Linked DNA regions of Homo sapiens: region 1 is linked to region 2. Evidence: chromatin contacts called from ENCODE Hi-C data. All regions are on one chromosome and are shown on one strand. Each heading gives the region's core, a stretch centred on a gene start or an enhancer-like site at or near the end of the contact. The rest is flanking DNA. Distances are from core to core; before and after follow the strand shown.

Region 1 (5,716 bases), core at 707-3,206, 2.4 Mb after region 2:
TATATCTTTGGTTCACAACTGTATTCCCAGTGGCTAGACTAGTACCTGGCACGTACTAGGATTTGCTAAATACAGGTTGAAAGTATGAGTAAATGCACAAACCTCAGGCATTCTGAGCCTCAATTTCTTGACTTTCTGTTTTTCTCTTGTTACAATAGAGAAAGCTCAGATTTATAGTTGGAAGCCTCTCTAACGTAAAATAGGCTCAAAACAGTTTGTGCCCTCCTGGCTACCGTAATAAAACATCACTAAATCATTATTGTCATCAACAAATATGTGCAGAGCAGTATGGTAGATGCAGGGGATGCAAAGATTCTACACAAGACATACTCTCTGCTATTGTTCTGGTTGGGAAAGAAAAGTATGTTTATGTACATGTGTACACACACACAGATACAAAAAAATATACTTAAGAATATCAGATATATGTTAAATGCTAAATAGATGACACAGATAAGAATACAGGCCATAAAGTCAGAGGACTGGGCTTCTCTGAACCATTTTTCTTGCTGTAAACAAAATAGCAATTCCTACCTCCTAGAATGATTCTATTTAGAAGAGAAGGCAGCCACCAAGATGGTCTTAAAATGTAGTATAAGTGTAGAGCTGGGCCTTAAATAACCATTTGGAGACCTCTTATCATGCTCCAGGAATTGTTCTAATTGCTTTCATGTATTAACTCATTTAATCATTCCAACAACTCTAAGGAACAGATACTATTATTTTTTTCCCAATTTGAACAATGAGCATACTTAAACTCTGGAGAATGTAATTAGCTGGCACAAAGTCACACTGTTAAGTATAAAGCAGGGGTTCAAACTAGAGCCACCATCTGCCTTAAAGCATTTAACTACGATATGAAACAGCTTCGGCACACCTTCAAAGGGTAGGATTTACACAGACAGGTTGAAGGAGACATAACCACCTACCCCAAAATCAATTGACAAATGTGCCTAAGGCAGAAGGTGAGGGAGTGCAGTTGGATTGCGTAATTACCCTGAAAAACCACCTGTTATGGAAACCATCTGTAAACTTTCTCGAGTGTTTCTCCTATAATTCAACACTTCTCCCATCTTTACATTAAATTCATGAAATTTGACACAAAAAGACAATTATTTATCTATTTTAAGGCTACTACCCTGTTGCCAGGCCACCGGGTCCGGCCCAGCCTTGATTCTTCGGGAATCACTTCTCCCTCGCCGCGCCTGTTACTGCCTCCACGGATCACTGTGAGGAAAATAAATGAAAAGGAAATTCAGTGCGATCCTGTTGCGGCTGATCCTAAATGTCTGCAGTTGCTATCTCCGAATCCTCTTTCTCCTCCCCACTACACATCCCCTTCTCCAGTCCTAGGACCACAAGAAACTTCCTCTGGTACAAAAAGGTCAGAAAACGATTACTGAGGTAACAGCGTCGCTTCAAGTCTAAGGACCGAGATTCTGGGGCCTCTGGGCTCCTTTACTCCAGATTCTAGACCCGGCTTTCGCGCTACCAGGCCTTGGATAAGACACTAGGCCCTGTGCCTGGACACTGCACCTCCCCAGGCCTCAGTTTCCACACCAGATCTCTACAGAGTGGGCGTGAGGGCAGGCCGATTCTCCCGTTAAGAGCTCTTACAAGCCGGCTGACTTCGTCCAGGAGCCTGGGGTCCTGGCCTCCTGGTAGGCGCCCTGGGGCCCTCTCCCTCCCCAGCCACCACCTCAGATAAGTTACCTCATCCTCGCTTCGCGTTCTTCCACTAAAGAACCTGGGGCTCCCACGCCGCACTACAGCGCCGCGGCCTTCCGGGGCAGCGTGCGTCGCGACGCGGGAAGGGGCCTGGAGGCGGGACTAGGAGCCTCGGAGTCAAGGGGCGGAGCGCCCTTTGCTAATAAGCCAATCAGAACGTGAGACGCTCCGGTGGGGCGGTGCGCGTCGAGCGCGGGGTGGAGTCTGGGTGACTTGGCTGGCGGGATCAAGTGCAGCTGCTTCAGGCTGAGGTGGCAGATAGTGAGCGCTGGTGGCGGAGTTAAAGTCAAAGCAGGAGAGTAATTATGAATAGCGCAGCGGGATTCTCACACCTAGACCGTCGCGAGCGGGTTCTCAAGTTAGGGGAGAGTTTCGAGAAGCAGCCGCGCTGCGCCTTCCACACTGTGCGCTGTGAGTGAGGACCATCCGGGGATAGAGGGGGAGCCTCCCGGGATGGGGGTGAAGAGGCACAAACCCCTCTGGGTTTTGTTCCCACAGTACCCCTTACACTGTTGGAGACTACGGGGCGGGGAGGGGGGAGGCAGCGCGATCCTCTAACCTGCTCGGAGTCTTAGGGGGTCGGTGGAAGGAATCGGAGTAGAGCAAATGTGGGTAAACCCTGGACAGAGAGCGTTGAGACCAGCAGACAGGAAGGGAAAGTGTGAAAAAAGTCTGTAGAGGTGACTGTGGAGACAGACGTGACAGGTGGATGATGCAGGGGTGGACAGGAAAATAATAAGGTGACAAATGGGAAGGGACTAAGGACCGAATGCCGGGGAACTTGAATGCCTTGAGGCTGGTGGGGCAATATTCTCTCTTTTCATCACTTTTTCTCACCTCTGGCAGATGAGGGTTCTTATTTGGTGTGTTCTTTGCAAAGGGAGAAATTCTCAACCATCCCAATGATCTGTATATCTCTTTGGACCCCAGATTTCACTCAGTTATCAAATACTGATTATCAAAGTATTCGAGGGTGTGTTATTAATTTCTTTATTTGGAAGATGCTTACCTCCCTATGATTTCTACCCTTTGGTTTTCTTTATGTCCTCTGGAACTAGTTTTAATAAATTATTCTCTTTTATGTTGTTGGAGTAGAAAAAGGAGCTCTTTTGCTTTAGCAGTTGGATGATATAGATTCCAGGAAGGAAAATATAGCATATAAGTTTTTATGTGTAAGACATTCGTTTTTTGCATAACAACTGTCATAGAATTGTAGAGCGGGAAGGAAACTTCAAGATCACTGAATTATAACTTCTCATTTTTCTGTGGTAAAACTGTAAGTATTTTTTCACTTCCTTTCCCCAGCCTTGCCCTTCCTTAATATCTCATCATTCCGCCTTTCTCAGTCATTCTGTTCTCGGGTTGTTTAGAGACCTTTATGGTTTTTACTCTGAAATGTTCCATGGTTCAATCAAAACAACTAATTAAAGCATACATTCTCCCAAAAGTTTATTTAAGTTGTAGACAATTTAGTTATAGTTACTCAAAGTAAAGGTATGAAGAACCACTGGTTTTAACCCTGCAAGAATATATTTACTAAAAGGGTTTTTTTAAAGCAAAATTAACATCCAATTGGTAGAATAAATGGGTGAGATATTTGTGAACAGAAACTCTTCAACAGTGTCCCTTGTTTATTCTTCTTTATCATATACTTTCTCATCCAGAGCTCCCCACGATGAGATGGTGCTGTGCTGGCTCTGCAGTTTCTCTCTCTTCAGTCCCATTTTCCGGAAGTGTGATATGCGTCTTTATCTGGTTTTTCCATGCCTTTTTCTCAAATAGTATCTACTCTCTCCTTTTCTCTTCCTTCTCAGGTATGCAATAGTCTTAATATTAATTTTTCAAGTTACAAGGGCTTAAGATTATAAAAATTTGCTTAAGAATATATTTCTATATGATTTGGGTATATATTCTCTTATGTAGGGCACAAATCCCAATTTAAATGAATAAAAAATTGCCTTTGAAAATAATCTTGCAGGTCCTTCACAGCCTTTCATTTATAAAGGTTCTGAAAATGCCAGTATCTTGAAAGTCAGAGGATCAGATGATCCAGCTACCAGAATGAAAATAAACAAAAATAAGCAAAACAACAATAATGACAATAATAAATAAACAAACATACATGTTTGAATACACACTTAGTCCTGTGGAAGACAGAACTATTAGAAAAGTTTTCAGTCCTTATTTTCTTTTATTGTTGTTGTTGAAGCAGGTGTGGTAATGGCACAGAATCATTTTAGATTTATTTAAATAAAACTGTTTATTATTCTTGAGGACAGGTTCATTTCCAATGTAATCCTCACTCTTAAGAACTCAGAGTGAGGTTTGAAAATTGTAGAATAGTATGAAGCTGATGTTCATGCAGATAAGGGGGACCTAATTTATAACCAACCCTCAAGCCAATGTCATTGGAGAGAAAGTAATATTCTGCCTTTATTTACAGGAGCAATTCTGCCTGTCTGATATAAGACTTCAGGCAAACCCGGATGTGAATCCTGGTCTCCACCACCTATATATATAATGTGACTTTGGGAACATTCTCTAAGCTCTCAACCTCAGTTTTCTTATGGCTAAAAGATAATAGTAATATTTACATTTCATGGTTTGTGTAAGGATTAAATAAGATAGCATAAACAACCTGGAACAATATTTGCCACAGGGTAGAGAATAAATAGTAGTCACCATTAATGTTGAAGAGTTATATTCATATGTGTACGAGGGGTGCTAATGAATGTAATTTAGTCAGACTTTGAAACAGCATTTATCAGAGTTTAGCAATAAAAACTATCAAAAAGATAGTCTGGCATGTGGTAGGAAGGGCATGGGATGTTCTATCAACGATAAGCTGAATGCTTAGCAACAGGTGCTTTACCGGGTAGAAGAGTTTCAATAACAGGACCTACTAGAATCAATTTTGAATTGGGAGTAGTACTAGTTTTACTATTTATATCCAGATAAGGCAATGAATTGTGAAATCCTAAGTTTGTAAATGACACCACTTTTTTGTGTCCTTAAATGATGAGCTAATGAGCAGTGTGGGTTTTGGAGTTGGTTGAATTCATTCAAATCCCGGAAAATAAACTGATGATAATAATTGTGGATTCTTATGAAAATATTGGCATTATGTGATGTTACAGTTAAAATAATCAGAAAAGCGATAAACATTGGCAGAAAAGGTATTAAATACAAAGTAGAAAATGGTTTTCTACTCTTCATGCAATATAATAAGTAATTCCATTGTAAACCTGAAAAAATTGCATAGATGAAAGAAATCCAGAGAGAATAAATAAATGGTAAAGTTGGTGGTAGGGTTTCCAAACCAAGGAGAACTGAGAAATGAACTATTTAGTCTGGAATCATAGCAACTTGGAAGAGAATATGTTTGACATTTAGAAGCATACAGAAAGTATGAATATGAGATTAATCAGCAAATTCTTTAATTCTGGAACTCAACCACTTGAAACTCGGAAGTTATATACTTTTAAAAAAGTGTGTGAGGACAAAAGACAACACTGCTTGATATAATGGGTAATAAAGAGTAGAGTTTATTAATCCTAACAGTAGAATAATTAGAAATGTAAATAGATTCAGAATAGTTTTGGCAGATTTATTGATTATGAATTCATGTTTATCATTAAGTAAAGCTAAAGATATTTTGCATACATTTGTCTCTTGCAGATAATCTCATATACTATAGGCATCTATGTAGTCTTCAGGGACCTGTGAACCCCTTGGGATTGTACAGTATTTGATATGTATGTTCATATATGTATTTTTCTGTGGAGAGGATCAATGATTGGTCTATAATTTTCATCAGGTTTTCATAGGGATGGATTTATGATTGTCTCTCATCTCCTAATACTGCTCCCCATACACATACATACAAGTTAAGATCTGTGGATGTAAGACAAACAGGCTATATAATATGAGGAGATAAATTATGTGGCTTGAGTTCCTGACTTCATCATTTATTGACTTCATTACTTTA
Region 2 (6,120 bases), core at 2,400-4,899:
AGCTGTCTTTATGTTGTAGTGCAATGTATCCTGGTGTACACAAACCTGCACTACCAGTTGTATAAAAGTATAGCACATACAATTATGTACAGTATAACATACTAAATAATGATAATAAATTACTTTGTTACTGGTTTATATATTTACTATACTATACATTTATTGTTATTTTAGATTGTACTCCTTCTACTTATTTTAAAAAAATGAAAGTTAACTGTAAAACAACCTCAGGCAGGTCTTTCAGAAGGTATTCCAGAAGAAGGCATTGTTATCCTAGGAGATGGCAGTTCCATGTGTGTTCTTGACCCTGAAGATCTTCCAGAGGGACAAGATGTGGAGGTGAAAGATGGTGATATTGATGATCCTGACCCTGCATAGGCCTGACCCAAACACACACGTGTGTGTTTGCATATTAGTTTTCAATAAAATAGTTTAAAAAGTAAAAAACAAAATAAAACATTTTAGAAATAGAAAAAAGCTTATAGAATAAAGATAGAAATAAAGAAAATAGGTCGGATGCAGTGGCTCATGCCTATAATCCCCACACTTTGGGAGGCCAGGAGTTTGACAGCAGCCTGGCCAACATGGCGAAACCCTGTCTCTACTAAAAATACAAAAATTAGCCAGGTGTTATGGTGTACACCTGTAATGCCAGCTACTCAGGAGGCTGAGGCACGAGAATTGCTTGAACCTGGGAGGCAGAGGTTGCAGTCAGCTGAGATAGCACCACTGCACTCTAGCCTGGGCAACAAAGCGAGACTGTCTCAAAAAAAAAAAAAGAAAAGAAAAGAAAGGAGGGAGGGAGGGAGGAAGGAAGGAAAAGAAAGAAAGAAAAAATATTTTTGTATGGCTGTACAATGTGCTTGTGTTTTAAGCTAAGTGTTATTACAAAGTCAAAAAGTTGAAAAAAAAAGGTTTGTACAGTAAAAAAGTTACAATAAGCTAATTTATTACTGAAGAAAGAAAAACGTGTTTATAAGTTTAGTATGGTCTAACTGTACAGTGTTTATAAAATCTATAGTAGCGTAATGTTCTAGGTGTTCACATTTACTCACCACTCACTGACTTATCCAGAGCAACTTTCAGTCCTGCAAGCTCCATTCATGGTAAGTGCCTTATACAGGTGTATCATTTTTACTCATTTACTGTACCTTTTCAATGTTTAGATACACCAATACTTACCATTGTGTTACAATTGCCTGTAATATTCAGTACAGTAACATGCTGAATAGGTTTGTAGCCTAGGAGCAATAGGCTATGCCAAATATCCTCAGTATGTAGTAGGCTATACTAGCTAGGTTTGTGTAAGTATAATCTATGATGTTCACACAACAAAATTGCCTGACACATTTCTCAAAACATATTCCCATTGTCAAACAACACATGACTGTACTGCACACCTTCCTGGAAGTAGAAAAATTTTTGACTAAAGTTTCATTTGGATTCCAGAAGAAATATGCTATAGTTTTGGATATACATTTTTTTTCCTGTCTGTTCACCCAAAGTGAGCCTCACTCATACAAAAACTGGGTGGTTCTGCCCTGGTGGAATATAGACCAAATGCCCATATGGGTGTAATATGTGACCGATACGGCCCATTCCTAGGTAATCAACATTATTTTCTCTTCCACCATTCCTTAACGTGCATCCTAAAGCCTCCACTACTGTCAAGCTAAATTTGATCCCCACCTTCTGCAAATTATGGCTCCCATATTTTTAGTGACTCCAGCACAATATTCCTTAACTGTAACGTTTCCTTTTCTTCAGTACAAAATATACCCCTCCTACCCCTTTCTCCAGATTTCCACTTCATATTGATCTTTTCCTCCACTGAAACCAGTGGCACTTAACTATTGCCTTAAATTGTAAACTATCTCTAAGGAAGCATATTTGTCTTCCCTACTAGTTCTAAACTCCTGGGAGCACAGATTTGATCTTGTACTTCCCTGTATTTCCATATTTCCACAAGGCTTAGGGATATAACCATGTACATTTTAGAAAATAGATAAATATTGCTGGGCGCAGTGGCTCACGCCTGCAATCCCAGCACTTTGGGAGGTCGAGGCTGGTGGATCACCGGAGGTCGGGAGTTCGAGACCAGCCTGACAAATATGGAGAAACCCCATCTCTACTAAAAATACAAAATTAGCCGGGTGTGGTGGCGCAAGCCTGTAATCCACCTACTCAGGAGGCTGAGGCAGGAGAATTGCTTGAACCCAGGAGGCGGAGGTTGTGGTGAGCCGATATTGAACCATTGCACTCCAGCCTGGGCAACAAGAGCGAAACTCCATCTCAAAAAAAAAAAAAAAAAAGAAAATAGATAAATATTTGTAGTTCTATGATTACTAAATATATCTACACTGACCTATATATACCTGTATAAAGATATATACCTGTACTATACTATATACCTATATTGTCCAGTATCATGTTGCCCACTGTCAAGAAACAAAATTTCATCAAATTTAGTTTAAAGTTCTTGGCCAGGCATGGTGGCTCACGCCTGTAATCCCAGCACTTTGGGAGGCCGAGGTGGGCAGATCACCTGAGGTCAGGAGTTTGAGACCAACCTGGCCAACACGGTGAAACCCTGTCTTTACTAAAAATACAAAAATTACCCGGGCATGGTGACACACTCCTGTAATCCCAGCTACTCGGGAGACTGAGACAGAAGAATTGCTTGAACCCGGGAGGCAGACGTCATAGTGAGCCAAGATTGTGCCACTGCACTCCAGGCTGGGCAACAGAGTTAGACTGTCCTCTGTCTCAAAAAAAAAAAAAAATCGAATTGGCTTTTATTAGTGATTCATGAATCAGGCAGCATCTCATCTATAAAACAGAAAAGTGTTCTAATGAGCTGAGCAGAAGGGGTTGGGCTTATAGGCAGAAAAGGGCTGAAGAAAGCAGAAATAAGGAACAAAAAGCAGATTGGTCATTTTGAAGTTACTTTCCTCAAAGAGTTACATCAGAGGGGACTTCTTTATCATGCCAGCTCAGGTATATGGGCCCCTTCTCCTATTTGTTGGAAAACTGACCCCTTTTAAAGCTGAGTTTAATTACGCAGCACCTAGGACAAGTTGCCTCCATTCTGGTTTTGTCTGCTCTCTTGAGGCCTAGTGCCAGAGTTCTGTCCAAAACAACGACCTCCCATAAACTTTATTTAACACCATTGATCTTTTTTCCTACGTCTAAGTCACCCCAACTGTTATAAATTCCTATTACAAAGGGATCCCTGCTATGCTAATTGCAACCTTTGGGGTCTAACCGTGCTGTACACACACACACACACACACACACACACACACACACATGCTCAACAAATTTATGCTATTTGATAAGAGGCAATTTGACGTCAAGAGAAGAACTGTTTGGCCTAGGCTCTATGCCAAGTCTTGGTTGTGCCACTAACCGTGAAACATACCCTCTCTGACCTTCAGTTTTCTGGCTGCAGACCTATTTTCCCAGGGGTGCCAGGGAGGGAGGATAGGCAACTGGTCCATTCGTTTATCCTCCCCACCTTCCCGGCGCAGCCTTCTCAGGGAAACTCCGCCTCAAGGCTGGGGACTGGAGGAAGGGTGGTGGGGCCACGGTGGCCATCTTTGTGCGGGGCGACCCGCCGCCCACGTGCTGCGGCTCCCGGGCCATCTTTGTGCGGGGCCGCGCTTCCGCCAGCGCCGCAGCGGGGAATCTGCAGTAGGTCTGCCGGCGATGGAGTGGTGGGCTAGCTCGCCGCTTCGGCTCTGGCTGCTGTTGTTCCTCCTGCCCTCAGCGCAGGGCCGCCAGAAGGAGTCAGGTGGGCTCCGGGCAGTGCCGAGCCTGCCCCTTGGGCTCGGGGTCTGGCCGGAGTCCCGAGGCGCTCCCCCGCGCGGCCGGCTCCCGGGAAGATGCCGTGGCCGCTGTAGCTCGGAGCTGGGCAGAAGGCACCGGGGCGCCTTGCGGCGGAGAGTGAGGTGCCGGGGTCTCTGCTCCTGCTCTGGACCCTGGAGAGTAACCCATTCCCCGGAATTCAGAATGACAGGGAGGAGAGGGAATTCCCCGTTCACCCGCAGGAGGCGTGGCCCGTGCTTGGCTACTCTGGACCTGCCTGAAACACTGAGGGGTCGGGGATGGGGGCAAATGTCGTGCGCGCGAGCGTGTGTGTATATGCGTTGCCAGAAGAGAAGAGGGGTTTAATGTCTGTAGCTTTTAACTGATCCTCTTTGTGGAGTTCAATTTGATTAGTAGAAAGTGAGAGTCCGCGTCACTATCCATAGCATTCTGAGGGTTGAGCATTAAGCTTGGGAATTTTCCAGTTTCTTGGACACCTGACAGCCGGATAGAGGAACAGACTTGACGTGAGCGTGGGAGTTGCACACACAAAAATTCCTCCCTAGCGTTTCGTTTCCATCAGTGGGATGGGAAGGGGATTTCTGAAAGTTTTGGTCTTCTGTTTCTTCTGTTGGTGTGGTGTCAGCAAATAACATTCAGGAAAATTTTTTTAACTCTCATTTACTTCACTTTTTAAAGGTTCAAAATGGAAAGTATTTATTGACCAAATTAACAGGTCTTTGGAGAATTACGAACCATGTTCAAGTCAAAACTGCAGCTGCTACCATGGGTGAGTTCTTTTCTTTGATGTGTCTTTGAGAGTTTAGTTGCTGTCACAGGAAGTATTCTAACATCCTTGAGAGATTTTGGTTGCAGTGGTCAGAAAGGCAAGGATGTTTTTCTATTTCTGGGGAATAAAAATGCTCTCGCATGGGAAAGGCTCAGGTGGTGTCAACCTAACCACTGACTCACTGCGGGATTCAGTGCATGTGCATCTGTTTTTCCCACTGGGCTGCAAGCTTCCTGAGGTCAGGGTCTGTGTCTTATTTGCTGTTGTCTCCCTGGTGCTAGCTGTCAGTGCGTGCTCGATAAATATTGTTGAGGAAATAAACCCATCTATCGCTGAATCTAGTCCTAAATTTCCTGATGGTTATCTTTAGAAAATGCACATCAGGCTGGGCATGGTGGTTCATGCCTGTAATCCCAGCACTTTGAGAGGCCAAGGCAGGTGGATCACCTGAGGTCAGAATTTCGAGACCAGCCTGGCCAACATGGTGAAACCCTGTCTCTACTAAAAATACAAAAATTAGCTGGGCATGATGGCACGTGCCTGTAATCCCAGCTACTCGGGAGGCTGAGGCAGGAGAATCGCTTGAACCCGGGAAGCAGAGGTTGCATTGAATCCAGATCATGCCACTGCACCCCAGCCTGGGTGACAGAGTGAGACTCCGTCTCAAAAAAGAGAGAGAATGCACATCAGGGCCGGGATGAGGTATGGTAGAAAGATAACTCTGAAAACAGACTTGGGTGTTGGTGCCGGTACTCCCACTGGTTACCCCTGTGCCGAGCCACTTCAACTCCTCTGGGTCTCAGATTCTTCATCAGCTAAATAACAGGGTCTTTTAAGCTCCTTTTTATGTTATTTTTGACTCCTCAAAAAATTCCTTGGATGCTTATGATACTTATTGAAAACTTACTATGCACTCACTTTAAAAGGAATACAAAATAGTGTAATTTTGGTTACTGCTGTCACGCTACCAGAGTAAGGGCTTGTGGGGGAGAGTGTGGACCAGACAGACCAGAACAAGAGAGTCAGTGCTAGACTGTAAGGCGTAAACTTCACCTCCTGTGGGATTGGGAGGAGATGCCAGGAGGACTGAAGTGACTAGAAGGACACAGGTGTGGCATGAGTAGCGAAAGAGAAATACAGAACTGCCAAGGGAGGGGCAATCCAGATGGAAGGAGGAAGAAGAGACATTGACCCGCTTTTTACTTTTTATTGCTTTATTGCATTTGATGTTTCAGATTACCTACAGGGCTTCTAGGGAAGAGCTGCTCATTCTCACTCTCGATTCTTTCCTTCCACTTACTGTGTTCTCTAATACGAAACCTAAATGCACTTAGGAAGTAGGTGGAATGGCACCACTCTCTTGGCCTGCTTTCCTTGATGACTCCCATTCTTTCCCAGTGTCATAGAAGAGGATCTAACTCCTTTCCGAGGAGGCATCTCCAGGAAGATGATGGCAGAGGTAGTCAGACGGAAGCTAGGGACCCACTATCAGATCACTAAGAACAGACTGTACCGGGAAAATG

What was found. A loop is a pair of places that touch in the nucleus more often than their neighbours do. Pooled maps may share reads with other maps.
Region 1: a loop to region 2 is called in a map of CD4-positive, alpha-beta T cell, with 7 times the contacts of the local background. The contact joins the promoter of EAF2 here to the promoter of POGLUT1 in region 2. A Hi-C loop is called at or near these places in 2 of 168 maps with a recorded cell type or tissue (CD4-positive, alpha-beta T cell and naive thymus-derived CD4-positive, alpha-beta T cell) and 9 of 50 pooled maps.

Annotation. Positions count from the first base shown.
Region 1 is chr3:121,833,253-121,838,968 of GRCh38, forward strand. EAF2 (ELL associated factor 2) reads left to right here and starts at 1,957. Exons shown (of 6, transcript NM_018456.6): 1 at 1,957-2,139. The coding sequence starts at 2,034. IQCB1 (IQ motif containing B1) reads right to left here and starts at 1,808. Exons shown (of 15, transcript NM_001023570.4): 1 at 1,714-1,808; 2 at 1,139-1,227.
Region 2 is chr3:119,465,314-119,471,433 of GRCh38, forward strand. It overlaps POGLUT1 (protein O-glucosyltransferase 1), which reads left to right and starts at 3,650. Exons shown (of 11, transcript NM_152305.3): 1 at 3,650-3,793; 2 at 4,507-4,597; 3 at 5,996-6,120. The coding sequence starts at 3,709. RefSeq lists enhancers at 3,314-3,814, 3,507-3,676 and a silencer at 3,727-3,926.